Regions from separate parts of the Homo sapiens genome. Here region 1 is linked to region 2. A link is a loop called in an ENCODE intact Hi-C map of the cell type or tissue named here. Cell type or tissue: ascending aorta. All regions are shown on one strand.

What was found. Hi-C counts contacts between places; a loop is a spot of excess contacts. Peaks named below come from ENCODE experiments on the same cell type or tissue, not always from the same donor. Only the 100,000 strongest peaks of a DNase experiment are listed, where the experiment ranks them.
Region 1: it touches region 2 in a loop (5-fold over the local background); 13 of 110 quality-filtered maps call a loop at or near these places.

What each region holds. Positions count from the first base shown.
Region 1 is chr17:19,504,070-19,512,069 of GRCh38, reverse strand. TRW-CCA2-1 (tRNA-Trp (anticodon CCA) 2-1) reads right to left here and starts at 3,889; the gene lies at 3,818-3,889. RefSeq lists enhancers at 1,181-1,802, 5,991-6,590 and silencers at 4,157-4,236, 4,317-4,366, 4,477-4,536, 4,607-4,776. In ascending aorta, no CTCF peak of the experiment used is centred here; DNase peaks (open chromatin) are centred at 3,539, 3,999, 4,669 and 5,395; H3K4me3 peaks cover 2,189 bases; H3K27ac peaks cover 4,524 bases.
Region 2 is chr17:19,443,757-19,451,756 of GRCh38, reverse strand. All of the region lies in intron 2 of LOC105371574 (a long non-coding RNA gene), which reads left to right. It also overlaps the pseudogene RPS2P46. Among named protein-coding and RNA genes, the nearest start is that of LINC02094, 29 kb to the right of the region's middle. In ascending aorta, a CTCF peak has its summit at 4,480 (motif pointing right); DNase peaks (open chromatin) are centred at 2,896, 3,276 and 4,496; H3K27ac peaks cover 3,368 bases.

The sequences.
Region 1 (8,000 bases), 60 kb before region 2:
CCACCTCAGCCTCCTGAGTATAGCTGGGACTACAGGTGCATGCCACCACACCTGGCTAATTTTTTAAATTATTATTTGTAGAGATGAGGTCTTTCTATGTTGCCCAGACTGGTCTCAAACTCCTGGGCTCCAGCGATCTTCCTGCCTTGGTATCCCAAAGTGTTGGAATTACAGCTGTGAGCCACCACACCTGGTCAGAATTTTATTTTTGGTTTACAGAGTAATGGTGAACACAACGCCAGCGTCTATGGTGTTTGCCATGTGCCAGGCACTGTTTGAAGCTCTCTGTGTTCACTCATGCAGTATGAACTCTAATCCATTCACCGAATTCTCTTATTTGCCCTGTAAGGTGGGGACAATTATTATTCCCATTTTACTGATGAAGAAGTTGGGGACTGAGAGGTTAAATAAACTGTCCCAGGCCACACAACTAATCAGGGCAGGAGTCAGGATTTCTGGCCAGGTCCTCTCACTGTAGGCTGGAACATTTACTACTATTCTTTATTGTTTGTTGCTTCAAAATAATAAAACACAGGCAAAAAGATTGTTTAAAAAATCTGTTATCTTGTCACCCAGAGATCATTATCACTAACGTTTTGGCGTGTTCCTTTCTAGTCCTGTGTGAGTGGGAGTCTGTGGGTCCCTGGCATTCTGTCTGTTTTATGCAAATGGGACCTTCCAGTTCTGTAGTCCGCTCTGAACACTTTTTGCCTCTATTCCCAGCCACTGTCAGTTTTGTGTATCCTCTGGAGCACGAACTAGGCTGAGATCACCCGGTTTCTTTCTGACACTCAGCTTCTAGAGTTCTCTCTCCCACAGGCAGCTCCAGGGAATGAGGTCGTGAGGACTCTTCACCCAGGCCTGGCCAGGCAGTGTCCCCGGGGCTGAAGTCCCCGCTGAGGGAGGCTGCCCCTCCTCTGAGGTGGGAGTGGGGCTGACGCTGAGGAATTTCTCATGTTGAGTATCAAGTTCAGATGGCGCGTGGGAGGAACAGAAGGTGGGTTCCAGATCTCGGCTTGTGCCGCTTAGCTCTCCAGCTTTGGTGACATGTGCTCAGGCTTTAGCCCATTGAAGGAACAGATTCTGATAGGAACATTCTCAGTTCTGAAGCCCAAGCTCATTCCTCCCCTCTGGAGCCAAGGATGCCAGTATGTGGTGTAAACTAAAAATCCTAGGTTCCCCAGGCCGGGCGCGGTGGTTCACGCTGTAATCCTAGCACTTTGGGAGGCCGAGGCGGGTGGATCACGAGGTGAGGAGATTGAGACTACCCTGGCTAACACGGTGAAACCCCGTCTCTACTAAAAATACAGAAAATTAGCCAGGCGTGGTGGCGGGCGCCTGTAGTCCCAGCTACTAGGGAGGCTGAGGCAGAAAAATGGCGTGAACCCGGGAGGCGGAGCTTGCAGTGAGCTGAGATCGCTTGCATCCCAGCCTGGGCCACTGAGCGAGACTCCGTCTCAAAAAAAAAAAAAAAAAAAAAAAATTCCTAGGCCCCCCAAACAACGGAACGGACCCCTCCTCTCGGCCAAGCGCAATTCTAAAGTAAACCTGAAATACGAGTTCAGGCCGTGGTGGGAATGGGTGGTCGTGTTTCCTTATACCTTCCTCCCTTTGGAATTCAGGCACAGTTGACCAGCACCAATTTTAAATAGAGACCTTGGCCTGGCGTAGTGGCTCATGCCTGTAATCCCAGCACTTTAGGAGGCGAGTGGATCATCTGAGGTCAGGAATTCGAGACCAGCCTGACCAAAATAGTGAAACCTCATCTCTACTAAAAGTACAAAATTAGCCAGGTGTAGTGGTGCACCAAGCCTGTAATCCCAACTACTTGGGAGGCTGAGGCAGGAGAGTCGCTTGAACCCAGGAGGCGAAGGTTGCAGAGATCCTGCAGCCTGGGCAACAAGAGGGAAACTCTGTCTCAAAAAAAAAAAAAAAAAAAAAAAAAAAAAAAAAGAAAAGAAAAAGAAAGAAACAGAGACCTTAAGACTGACTTTTCGTAGCAATAAGATACTAACGTGACAGACAGCAGGCCCTAAAAGAAATCAAAGAATTTTATACCAAAACATAATTCCTTGACTTTTTTTTTTTTTTTTTTTTGAGACAGAGTTTCGCTCTTGTTTCCCAGGCTGGAGTGCAATGGCATGATCTTGGCTCACCGCAACATCTGCTTCCTGGGTTCAAGCGATTCTTCTGCCCCAGCCTCCTGAGTAGCTGGGATTAAAGGCATGTGCCACCACGCCTGGCTAATTTTGTATTTTTAGTAGAGATGGGGTTTCTCCATGTTGGTCAGGCTGGTCTCGAACTCCTGACCACAGGTGATCCGTCCAGCCTACTTTTTGTTTTGTTTTGTTTTTGAGACAGGGTCTCACTCTATTGCCCAGGCTGGAGTGCAGTGGTGTGATCATGGCTCACTGCAGCCTCCTGAGCTCCTGGGCTCAAGTGATCCTCCTGCCACAGCCTCCTGAGTAGCTGGGACCACAGCAGTGCACCACTACTTCCGAGATGGGGTCTCACCATGTTGTTCAGTCTGGTCTTGAACTCTTGGGCTCAAGAGATCCTCCCTCCTGGGCCTCCCAAAGTGCTGGGATTACAGGCATGAGCTACCATGCCTGACCCTCTATTTTTATAATACGGTTGAGCAGTTTTCAATTTGTATATTTAGTCATGACTGACCACATATTTTGAATCACCACAATATTCCATTTTATTCTTTTTTCAACTCAGTCTAATCTGCTGTTAAATATATCCATTGTGTTTCTAACTTCAAGTATTAAATCTTCCATTGCTAGAATTTTGTTTTTAGTTATTTACACATATATTTTTATTGTTTATCGTTCTCTAGTTAACTTTTTGGTCTCCTCTTTTATTTTTTGAAAAAGATTAAACATATCCATTGGGTATTCAATATCTGATAATCTCCATACTGGAATCTGTGGATCTGATTCTGCTGTTTTTGCAAAAACAGTGGACAGCAGAATCAGCTTCACAGACTTTATTTTCCTTTAAAATGTATTATGAGTAAATTTCGACTGGGACTTTATATGTGGGAAAACTAAAAGGCCTGTTGTGAGGATGTATTTCTCTCAGAGAGAATTTACCTCAACTTCTGCCAGCATCTGTGGGGTATCCTAACCTGGGAAACTATAATTTCTTGGCCTGGGGCTTTTGGACCACGCAGGTGGAGAGAATTCAGACCTGAACATCATGTTTCGTAACATTAGATCCTATGAACCCGCCAACCAGATATCATACATGGTAACAACTGTTAGACAACATTGAAGTGAATATCCAGGCCTTACGGCTGTGGCCGAATCATAGACCTGCTGAGAATGAGGTGTCAATTCAGGTGTCAGAGAAAGGACCACCAGAGAGATCATCACTGAGACTAGGAATCCCTGAAAGTGCGGCAGACAAAAAAAGAGAAGTTCAAGGCAGGCAGGGAGAAGACGGAGATGCAAAAGACACCAGTCCTTAGGGTGGGGAACCCACTTCCGGGAAGCGAGGGACCCCTTCCAGGTGAGAGCCCAGGTGAGTGGGGGGCGGGCAGAAGTGGGCGTGGGAGTGGCGGGCGGGGCGCCCTCCCTGCGACACGGCTGGGTGGCTTCCGGCTCCCTCGCGGTTCGCTCGGAGGGTTGGTGCTGCCCCTCCCTCGGAACGGAACGGCGTTTTTATTCCCAGGGAAAGGAAAAAGAAGTTGCTTTCCGTTGCGTTGGAAGGACAACATATCTTGCAGGGGGCTTAATTTCTCATTTATGACTTTTATTCCGCTCTTTCCAATCCTCTACAATTAAGAAAGAAAAAAAAAAAAACCCAACCTTGACCCCGACGTGACTTGAACACGCAACCTTCTGATCTGGAGTCAGACGCGCTACCATTGCGCCACGAGGTCACACCAAAGTGGTGACTCCGCATCGCTAAAGACCTCGTTTCTGCAGTATGGTTCTAGGGCTGGGAGGCTAAGGAGGAAAGACGCCCTCTTTCCTGAATTCCAGCACCAATTCAGAGCGCTAGCGAGTGTGGTTTCTCCGGTGCGGGAACACAGACGCGCTGGAGCATCCCAGCCTGAACTGCGGCGCCGCAGCGGAGCAGCCACCCGGCGGCCGAGACTCGGGCTCCGCCTCCTCCGCGTCGCGTAGTGACCCGGCGAGGGGACGCCGGGGTGCGGGGACTGGCACCGGGGGGTGGGATTAAGGAGATGCCCAGGAGGAGGCCCAGGATCGGGGGGATCCCTGGGCCATGGGGATTCTGGGAGGGAGCGAGGGGACGCAGGGGAGAAGGGGACGCAGGGGAGAAGGGGACGCCGGGGCGGACTAGGGGACGCGGGGGTGGGTGACTCCGAGGAGCGGTGAGGACGCCGGGGGTTAGGGGTGAGGAGATGTCCAGGGGAGGAACGAGGGACTAGAGGAAGCCCAGAGGGCAGGGGGACCCCGGGGTAGAAGGGACTCTGAGAGGGAGCGAGGGGACGTCGGGGCGGGGGTGGGGACGCGGGTGGAGGAGGGAACGCCGAGGAGGGAGGTGGGTTGACTCCGGGCGGGGCTGGGGACGACGGGGCCTGGCTGGGGGCGGCTGGGCGGCCGTCAGAGGCGTTCGCGGTCGCCGCTCGCCGGGTGCCCTGCCTCCTGTGAAGCGGCGACGTTGTCGTCGGGAGGCGGCAGGAACCCGGCGTGGCGGCCGAGAGCGGATGGCGGCGCGGGGGACGCGGGGGCGCGGGGCTCGGGGCTCGGGGCTGCTCCTTTCTCCTCTCCTCTCAGGGGACAAGCGCGGGGGTGCGGAGGGCGACGCCCACGGCCAGGAAGCACCTTGCCAAAAAGACTTGGAAAATGCCACATTTCTTTTAATTTTTGAGACAGAGTCTCGCTCTGTTGCCCAGGCTGGAGTGCAGTGGCGCAATCTCGGCTCACTGCAACCTCCGCCTCCCGGGCTCAAGCGATTCTCCTGCCTCAGCCTCCCTAGCCTCCCGAGTAGCTGGGATTACTGACGCCCGCCACCACGCCTGGCTAATTTTTTTTGCATTTTTAGTAGAGACAGGGTTTCTCCATGTTGGCCAGGCTGATATTGAACTACTGACCTCAGGTGATCCGCCCGCCTAGGCCTCCCAAAGTGCTGGAATTACAGGCTTGAGACACTTAGCCTGGCTTTTTTTTTTTTTTTAGACAGGGTCTTGCTGTGTTGCCCAGGCTGGAGTGCAGTGGCGCGATCTCGGCTCACTGCAACCTCCGCTTCCCGGTTTCAAGCGATTCTCCTGCCTTAGCCTCCCAAGTAGCTGGGATTACAAATGCGTACCACTACATCCGGCTAATTTTTGTATTTTTACTAGAAATGGGGTTTCACCATGCTGGCCAGGCTGGTCTCGAACTTCTGACCTCAAGTGACCTGCCCTCCTTGGCCTCCCAGAGTGCTGGGATTACGGGCTAAGCCACCGCGACTGGCCTGTGCATGGTTTTAAACGGCTCATTGTCCACTTAAGACTCCGGGCTCTTGTGGGAGTCTTGTGGGAGTCAAGTCCCTGATTTGAACAGTACTTTCTTCTTCCTATTAAATAAGAAAAATAAAACAGTGAGTGAATGCTTTTTTTTTTTTTTGGATGGAGTCTTGCTCTGTCACCCAGGATGGAGTGCAGTGGTGTGATCTGGCCTCATTGCAACATCTGCCTCCCAGGCTCAAGCGATCCTCTTGCCTCAGGCCCCCACTTAGCTGGGATTACAGGTGTGTGCCACCATCCATGGCTAATTTTTGTATTTTCAGTAGAGAAGGGATTTCACCATGTTGGCCAGGTGGTCTGGAATTCCTAGGCTCAAGTGATCCTCCTGCCTGGGCCTCCCAAAGTGCTGGGATTACAGGTGTGAGGTACTGCGCCTGGCCAATAAGTGAGTGAATAAATTTTTCAGTAAAAAGGCTAGTAAATAGGCCGAGCGTGGTGGCTCATGTCTGTAGTTCCAGCACATTGGAGGGACCAGGAGGGAGGATTGCTTGAATCCAGGAGGTCGAGGTTGCAGTGAGCCATGATTGCACCACTACATTCCAGTCTGGGACAGAGCGAGACCCCGTCTCAAAACAAAACAAAAAACCTTATTAAATAAGAAAGATAAACTCTCCTGGTCTGTTGAAGAACATGAAGCATCAATCTTAATTCAATAAATACAACACTGTGGGGAAAAGCAAGAGAGATCAGATTGTTACTGTGTCTGTGTAGAAAGAAGTAGACATAGGAGACTCCATTTTGTTCTGTACTAAGAAAAATTCTTCTGCCTTGAGATTCTGTTAATCTATGACCTTACCCCCAACCCCGTGCTCTCTGGAACATATGCTGTGTCAAACTCAGGGTTAAATGGATTAAGGGCGGTGCAAGATGTGCTTTGTTAAACAGATGCTTGAAGGCAGCACGCTCCTTAAGAGTCATCACCACTCCCTAATCTCAAGTACCCAGGGACACAAACACTGCAGAAGGCCGCAGGGACCTCTGCCTAGGAAAGCCAGGTATTGTCCAAGGTTTCTCCCCATGTGATAGTCTGAAATATGGCCTCGTGGGAAGGGAAAGACCTGACCGTCCCCCAGCCCGACACCCGTAAAGGGTCTGTGCTGAGGTTTAGTATAAGAGGAAGGCATGCCTCTTGCAGTTGAGACAAGAGGAAGGCATCTGTCTCCTGCCCGTCCCTGGGCAATGGAATGTCTCGGTATAAAACCCGATTGTACGTTACATCTACTGCGATAGGGAAAAACCGCCTTAGGGCTGGAGGTGGGACATGTGGGCAGCAATAATGCTTTGTAAAGCATTGAGATGTTTATGTGTATGCATATCTAAAAGCACAGCACTTGATTCTTTACCTTGTCTATGATGCAAAGACCTTTGTTCATGTGTTTGTCTGCTGACCCTCTCCCCCCTATGTCTTGTGACCCTGACACATCCCCCTCTCGAAGAAGCACTCAAGAATGATCAATAAATACTAAGGGAACTCAGAGGCTGGCGGGATCCTCCATATGCTGAACGCTGGTCCCCTGGGCCCCCTTATTTCTTTCTCTATACTTTGTCTCTGTGTCTTTTTCTTTTCCAAGTCTCTCGTTCCACCTAATGAGAAACACCCGCAGGTGTGGAGGGGCAACCCACCCCTTCACAACACCCACAGGGCTTTATGCCTTTTAGAAAAGAAAAGATCTGGCTGGTGCGGTGGCTCACACCTGTAATCCCAGCACTTTGGGAGGCCTAGGCGGGTGGATCACCTGAGGTCAGAAGTTGAAGACCAGCCTGGCCAACATAGTGAAACCCCATCTCTACTAAAAATACAAAAAAATTAGCCTGGCGTTGTGGCGGTGCCTGTAATCCCAGCTACTCAGGAGGCTGAGGCGGGAGAATCGCTTGAATCCGGGAGGCGGAGATTGCAGTGAGCTGAGATTGCGCCATTGCACTCCAGCATGGGCAACATGAGCGGAACTCCATCTCAAAAAAAAAAAAAAAAAAAAGAAGAAGAAGAAGAAAGAAAAGAAAAGAAAGAAAAAAAGGAAAAGAAAGATCTGGCCAGGCCAGGTGGCTCACGCCTATAATCCCAGCAGTTTGGGAACGAGACCCTGTCTAAAAATAAAACTTTTTTTTTTAAATTTTGTATTTATTTTTGAATCAGGGTCTTTGTTGCTCAGGCTGGAGTACAGTGATGTGATCACAGCTCACTGCAGTTTGAACGCCTAGGCTCAAGTGATTCTTCCACCTCAGCCTCCTGAGTAGCTAGGATTACAGGTGCACAGCACCACACCCATCATTAATTAAAAGTTAAGTTTTAACTTTTTTGTAGAGACAGAGTCTCACTATTTCGCCCAGGCTGGTCGTGAACTCTTGGCCTCAAGTAATCCTCCTGCCTCAGCCTCCCAAAGTGCTGGGATTACAGGCATGAGCCACTGCACCCAGCCTCCACTGTGTTTGGACACCTGCTCAGATCTGTGGCTGCACCTGTGATGTCCTGGCCCCCTATTTTCCTAGGATATGGAACCAAGCACTGTCTTGTGTTCTA
Region 2 (8,000 bases):
CGTCTCTAAATAAATAAATAAATAAATAAATAAATAAATAAATAAATATAAAAAATAAATAAAAATGCTAACATTCCACATCTCTGGAAAGGTCTATAGAATTCTGGGAGGTAAACTTTGTCTTCCAAACATCTGTCCATTAATTGTTTGTTTACTTATTTTTTTGAGACAGATTCTCTGTCACCCAGGCTAGAGTGCAGTGGTGTGTTAATGGCTCATGGCAGCCTTGGTCTCCAGGGCATAAGTGATCCTCCTGCCTCAGCCTCCTGAGTAGCTGGAACTATAGGTGTACATCACCATTCCTGGCTATTTATTATTATTATTATTAGTAGTAGTAGTAGTAGTAGTAGAAACAGGGTCTCATTATCTTGCCCAGGCTGGGCGTGATACTCCTGAGCTCAAGCAATCCTTCCATCTCAGCCTCCCAAAGTGCTGGGATTACAGGCATGAGCTACTGCACCCGGTCTGTTCATTCATTGTTTTGTTGTTGTTGTTATTGTTCTGTTTTTATTTGTTTGTTTTTCTCACTATTGAAGATAGAAATTTTTTAAATTAATTGTTATTAGAAAAATAGGCATTTGCATTATCTGTGTTAAAGAAAGTTCCCCCAGATAGTGTTCCATGGAGCCAGTGCCTAGAAGACCACATCTTCTATCTTGTCCCCTTTACGTTTAATACAGTGATGAAACAATCCACTAACAACGGGCAAGTCCTCAATTTTCAGAGGTATTTATAACCGCACACAAGCACGGGATTGATTTTTCTGATGCCAATTTGCCTGTTATTCCCCTCTCAGTTGGATCTGTTTTCTTTTTTTCTTTTTTTTTTTTTTTTGGAGACGGAGTTTTGCTCTGTCACCCAGGCTAGAGTGCAATGGTGTGATCTTGGCTCACTGCAACCTCTACCTCCCGGGTTCCAGCAATCCTCCTGCCTCAGCCTCCTGAGTAGCTGGGATTACAGGCATGCACCAACAAAACCCGACTAATTTTTGTATTATTAGTAGAGACAGGGTTTCACCATGTTGGCCAGGCTGGTCTCAAACTCCTGACCTTAGGTGATCCGCCCGCTTTGGCCTCCCAAAGTGCTGGGATTACAGGTGTGAGCCACCTCACCCAGCCAAATCTGTTTTCTTTTTCTTTTTTCTTTTTTTTTTGGAGATGGGGTCTCACTCTGTCGCCCAGGCTGGAGTGCAGTGGCGCGTGCAGTGGCGCAATCTCGGCTCACTGCAACCTCTGCCTCCCAGGTTCAAGCGATTCTCCTGCCTCAGCCTCCCACGCCTGCCACCATGCCCGGCTAATTTTTGTATTTTTAGTAGAGACGGGGTTTCACTATATTGGCCAGACTAATCTCGAACCTCTGTCCTTGTGATCTGCCCACTTCGGCCCCCCAAAGTGCTGGGGTTACAGGCGTGAGCCACCGTGCCTGGCCTCTGTTTTCTTCTGTAGTTTCACTACCATCCTTTGTGGTGAGTGGGGTGAGTGTTAGCCAAGGGTGGAACCTAGTTTTGTTTTGTTTCTCTCGCATCTGAACAAGATTTGGTCTCGATTTCAGAATGACCACGTTGCAGAGCAGGCCCCCCAAATGTAAAACTAGGGGGAAGAGAAATCACAAGTCCACTAAGGCTGGGCAGTGGTCTTAGGTTCAGAATATGGTGTCTTAAATATTCCTGCAGACCTTGGTCCTTTACTGTTGCATCTGAGTGAGGCTCCTACGATTGTTGCTACTGATAAAATAAAACGTACATTTGATGTATATAGTCAGATTGCCCTACAGAATGACTTTACAGATTTGCTGTCCAGTCAGCATGGTGTGAGAGTGCCTGAGACTCCATCCCCTTCTCAAGGCCTGTGGTGTCACTGGGAATAGAAGTTATGGCTCTGAAATTTAAACCCAACAGAAGCTTCCTAAGGCTGCTGTAACAAAATCCCACAAACTGTGTGGCTTCAAACAAACAGAAGCTTATTCTCTCACAATTCTGGAGGCCTGCAGTCCAAGATCAAGGTGTCGGTGGGGGTATTTTTTCTAGAGGCTGTGAGGGAGGGTCTGTTCTGTGCCTCTCTCCTAGTTTCTGGTGGGTGCCAGCAATATTTGGCGTTCCTTGTCATGCAGACACATCTCTCCAATCTCTGCCTCCATCTTCACAAGGCATCTCCCTCTGTGTCTCGTCTCAAATCTCCTTCTCCTTTCTTTCACAAGGATGCCAGTTAGGGGACTTATGGCCCACCTTAAGTCCAGTATGACATCATTTGAGATCCTTAGCTTAGTTACATCTGCAAAGACGTTTCATTTCCAAACGAAGTCACATTCTGAGGATCTGGTAGACAGTACCTGGAGGAACACTACTCAATCCACTACAGATCTATCTCTTGCTTACAGATTTTCTGGCTCTCTGATTGCTGCTTTGCTATTAAGGACTTTGACATTGGGTATATCCAATAGCCTTCCTGATCTTTAGTTTTCTCACTAGTTCAAGGAGGTATAATCTTTGTCTGGTCTGTTGTTCTTTCCTAAAAGCCCTGTAAATGCAAAGTGACCCACAAACACAGAAGGAGATAAGAAACCAAAGAACAAGGCAGACAAATCCAGTTTGTCAGTAAAGGGTGATTTATTAGGGAACTTACACACAGAAGTGTAGTCTTCTATGGCCACGAGACAGGCAGATCTGTGTACTGCAACCCCTGAGACCCATGGCTTATGTATCGGGAGGGAAGTCTACATGCTCCGGAAGGAATGTGTAGATAGCTGAAAGAATGCTGAGGGTGTCATGGCCTATGATGTGTGCAACAACATCAAGGGTTGATTAGGAGGGAAGGCAAAACTTACAGTAAACAGAGATTTCTACATAAAGAATAATACATCAACTAGACATCTTGGAGGCATTCCCAGACTCGAGGTTAGTCAGGAGTCACATGGTGGATTAGCATCTGAAATAGAGTTACCCTTGTCCCCACAGCTGCTGTGGTTTTACAACAGCAGATCAGAAAAAAGGTCCCCTTCAAACCTCGTATTGAAATTTAGATCCCCAATGCGGCAATTTTGGGAGATAGGCCCTGGTGGGAGGGGTTTCAGTCATGGGGGTGGATCCCTCATGAATGAATTAATGTCCTCCCATTAGTTCACAAGAGAGCTGGTTGTTAAAAGGAGCCTGGGCCAGTGTGATGGTTCGCATCTCTAATCCCAACACTTTAGGATGCCAAGACAGGAGGATTGCTTGATGCCAAGACAGGAGGATTGCTTGAGGCCAAGTATTCAAGACCAGCCTGGGCAACACAGACATTGCAACATCCCTGTCTTTACCAAAAAGGAAAAAATTAGCCAGCCATGGTGGCATGCACCTATGGGCCTAGTTACTCAAGAGGCTGACGTGGGAAGATAGCTTGAGCCCAGGAGTTCAAGGTTACAGTGTCCAGCCTGGGTGACAGAATAAGACCACGTCTCAAAAAACAAAGAAACAAACAAACCAGCCTGGGACCTCCTCCCTGCTTTGCTTCCTCTTCAGCATGTGTGATCTCTTTGCACATGCCGATTCCCCTTTCACATTCCACCTTGAGCTGAAGCAGCCTGAGACCCTCACCAGAGGCCCAATCTTGAACTTTCCAGCCACCAGAATTGCAAGCTAAATAAACCTCTTTTCTTCATAAACTACCCAGTCTCCAGTATTCTGTTAGAGTAACACTAAACCTCTGCCTCACTTGTTCAACCTTTCATTAAATATATTTGTGTTGAACACCTTTTTGACACCCAGTTCTGTACATCTTTTGACCTGATATGATCTTTTGGAGTAAAGAATAGAGGAATTGGGGTGACATCAGCAAGATGGCAGAATAGGAAGCCCCCACCCTTGTTTCCTTCACAGTGACACCAAATTAACAACAATATATAGACCAAAATACCTTTATGAGAACTCTAGAAACCAGTGAGGAAGTTGCAGTACCCCAAGGCAAGATCAAGCCAAGAACAGTGCATTGAAATCAGTAAGAAGAGCCATTTCACTTTATCTGCAATTGTCCCTGTCCCAAGCTAGCACAGCTCGGCTTTTCTCATGGCTTCTCCCTTAGGTTAGAGGGAGGGGAGAGAAGAGTGCCCAGCGTTCCAGCTTCTCAGAAGGCTGCCCAGAAAACTAGTTTCTGTCTTACTTGACTCAGGGCACTAATGGAACCAGAATAGTTTGGATGCCTGGAGGATGCTGAAAGCAAGGGAGAATGGGGTGGCTTACTGTGCCACCAGAAGGCCTGAAGTGCGGCACACAGAGGATGGCATGACTCAGGGTAACTGGGAGGTGCTCAACTCATAGGTCTTCCCTTGGCAGGGAGGTAGAAGAGTGGGCTGTTTGGCTGGCTGTCCAGCTTTTCAGAGAGCTGCTCCAAGGACTGGTGAATGTCTCATCTGATCTAGGGGAGCTGACAGGGAACCAGCATACTTTGGATGGGGCCTCTGAAAACAAAGGAGAGGAGAGTGGCTTGCTGCTGTGGCACCAGGGAACCTGCAGTTCTAGAGACAGACACCAGAGGGAGCCAAAGATTATGATCTTCTGAAAAAGAAACTGGCAAACCTCTCTAACTGGAAAATTACAGGCAAAGCTCAGAGGAATTGCGTCCTCCTAAAAAGATTTCAGAGGCCCCCAGAATCTCTAGGTGTGGCTGATTGGTGAACAGAATTCCCCCGTACAAACCCAATCCATAAAGACTGAGAGAGAAGGCTATTTTTTTTCAAATGCGTACAACTCAACAAAAAAAATATCACAAGCCACACAATAAAGCAGGGAAATATAACCAAATCAAAGGAACAAAATAAATCTCTAGAAACTGCCTCCGAAGAGATGGAGATCTATAAACTATCGGATTAATAATTCAAAATAATTGTCTTAAAGAAACACAGTGGCTTCTTTTCCGACAAAACACCAAATGGCGGATGACGCCGGTGCAGCGGGGGGGCCCGGAGGCCCTGGTGGCCCTGAGATGGGGAACCGCGGTGGCTTCCGCGGAGGTTTCGGCAGTGGCATCCGGGGCCAGGGTCGCGGCCGTGGACGGGGCCGGGGCCAAGGCCGCGGAGCTCGCGGAGGCAAGGCCGAGGATAAGGAGTGGATGCCCGTCACCAAGTTGGGCCGCTTGGTCAAGGACATGAAGATCAAGTCCCTGGAGGAGATCTATCTCTTCTCCCTGCCCAATTAAGGAATCAGAGATCATTGATTTCTTCCTGGGGGCCTCTCTCAAGGATGAGGTTTTGAAGATTATGCCAGTGCAGAAGCAGACCCGTGCCGGCCAGCGCACCAGGTTCAAGGCATTTGTTGCTATCGGGGACTACAACGGCCACGTCGGTCTGGGTGTTAAGTGCTCCAAGGAGGTGGCCACCGCCATCCGTGGGGCCATCATCCTGGCCAAGCTCTCCATCGTCCCCGTGCGCAGAGGCTACTGGGGGAACAAGATCGGCAAGCCCCACACTGTCCCTTGCAAGGTGACAGGCTGCTGCGGCTCTGTGCTGGTACGCCTCATCCCTGCACCCAGGGGCACTGGCATCGTCTCCGCACCTGTGCCTAAGAAGCTGCTCATGATGGCTGGTATCGATGACTGCTACACCTCAGCCCGGGGCTGCACTGCCACCCTGGGCAACTTCACCAAGGCCACCTTTGATGCCATTTCTAAGACCTACAGCTACCTAACCCCCGACCTCTGGAAGGAGACTGTATTTACCAAGTCTCCCTATCAGGAATTCACTGACCACCTCGTCAAGACCCACACCAGAGTCTCCGTGCAGCGGACTCAGGCTCCAGCTGTGGCTACAACATAGGGTTTTTATACAAGAAAAATAAAGTGAATTAAGCGTGAAAACAAAACAAAAAAAAGAAACACAGTGACCTTCAAGAGGACACAGATAATTAAATGAAATTTTTAAAAATGCAACAACAAGATGAGAAAATCAACAAAGAGATAGAATGATAAAAAAAAGAAAGAAGCGGAAATTTTTGAGCTGAAGAATATAGCAACTGAATTGAAAAATTCACTAAAAGAGTTCAAAAGCAGACCTGATCAAACAAAACAGTGGACTAAACAACAGGTCATTTGAATCTTTGAGTCAGGGAGCAAAAAGAAGAAAAAATGAAGAAAAGTGAGGATAGCCTAAGAGATTAATGGGACATCATCAAGCAGATCAACATACACATTAAAGGCATTCCAGAAAGAGAAGAAAGAGAACTTATTTAAAGAAATAATGGCTGAAAACGTCCCAAATCTGACAAAGGAAGTGGACATCCAAATTCAACAATCTCAAAACAAATATTAGTAAATTAGTAAGATTATTAGTAAGATGAACTCAAAGAGGCCCATACAGAGAGACATGTTATAATCAAACTATTGTCTTTAAAAGAGCAAGGGCAGTGACTCATGATGTACAAGGGAGCTCCCATTATAGTATAAGTAGATTTCTCCACAGAAATTGTATAGGCAAGAAAGGGGTGGGATGATATGTTCAACATGTTCAGAGAAGAAAAGCTATCAACCAAGAATACTATGACTGGCAAGACTGTCCTTCAAAACTGAAGGAGAAATACGCATCTAACAGCAGAGCACCCAAATGTATGAAGCAACATTGACAGAATTAATTGAGAGACAGAAAGTGGCATGGTGGTTGCAAGGGACTGGGCGGAGGAATGAATGGGGAGTTACTGTTTAATGGGTACAGAGTTTCAGTTTTGTAAGACGAAAAAAATTCTGGAGATGAATGATTGTGATGGTGGCACAATAATGTGAATGTACTTAATGCCATTGAACTGTATGCTTAAAAATGGTTAAAATGGTAAATTCTGTTACATTTGTTTTACCATAAGTTAAAAAAAAATTTTAAATTAATAGACATGGTAAAAGCAAGAAAATATCACACATAATCAGGACAAAAATCCATCAATATAATAAGATTCATAAGTGACATAAATGATGCAATTAACAGACGTGATATAGAAAATAGATATCATAAATATGGTTCACGTGCTCAAGAATGTAGAAGATGAGGAGATAAATAGAAAATATTTTTAAAGAAACATTAGATGGAATTAACAGCAGAGTAGGTATTTGTATTAGTTCATTCTCACATTGCTATAAAGAACTACCTAAGACTGGGTAATTTATAAAGAAAAGAAGTTTAGGCCAAGTGCAGTGGTTCACGCCTGTGATCCTAACACTTTGGGAGGCTGAGGTGAGTGGATCACCTGAGGTCAGGAGTTCGAGACCAGTCTGGCCAACATGGTGAAACTCCATCTCTACCAAAAATACAAAAATTAGCCAGGCATGGTGGCAGATGCCTGTAATCCCAGCTACTCGGGAGGCTGAGGCAGGAGAATCACTTGAACCCAGAGGCGGAGGTTGCAGTGAGCTGAGATCGCTCCAGTCCACTCCAGCCTGGGCGACAAGAGCAAAACTCCATCTCAAAAAAAAAAAAGAAAAGAAAAGTGGTTTAATTGACTCACAGTTCCACAGACTGTATAGGAAGCATGTCTGGGGAGGCCTCAGGAAACTTACAATCATGGCAGAAGGTGAAGGGAAAGCAGGCACTCCTACATGGTGGGAGCAGAAGGAAGAGCACGAAGCAGGAGGTGCCACACACTTTGAAACAACCAGATCTCATGAGAACTCACTATCACGCGAACAGCAAGGGGGAGTCTGCCCCCATGACCCAATCACTTCCCCCCAGGCCCCTCCTCCAACATTGGGGATTACAATTCAACATGAGATTTGGGCAAGGACAAAAATGTAAACCATATTATTCTGTCCCTGGCCCCTCCCAAATCTCATGTCCTTCTCATATTTCAAAATACAATCATGCCTTCCCAACAGTCCCCCAAAGTCTTAACTCATTCCAGCATTAACTCAAAAGTCCACAATCCAAAGTCTTATCTGAGATAAGGCAAGTTCTTCTGCCTATGAACCTGTAAAATCAAAACAAGTTAGTTACTTCCAAGATACAGTGGGGGTACAGGCATTGGCTAAATACTCTCTCCCATTCCAAAT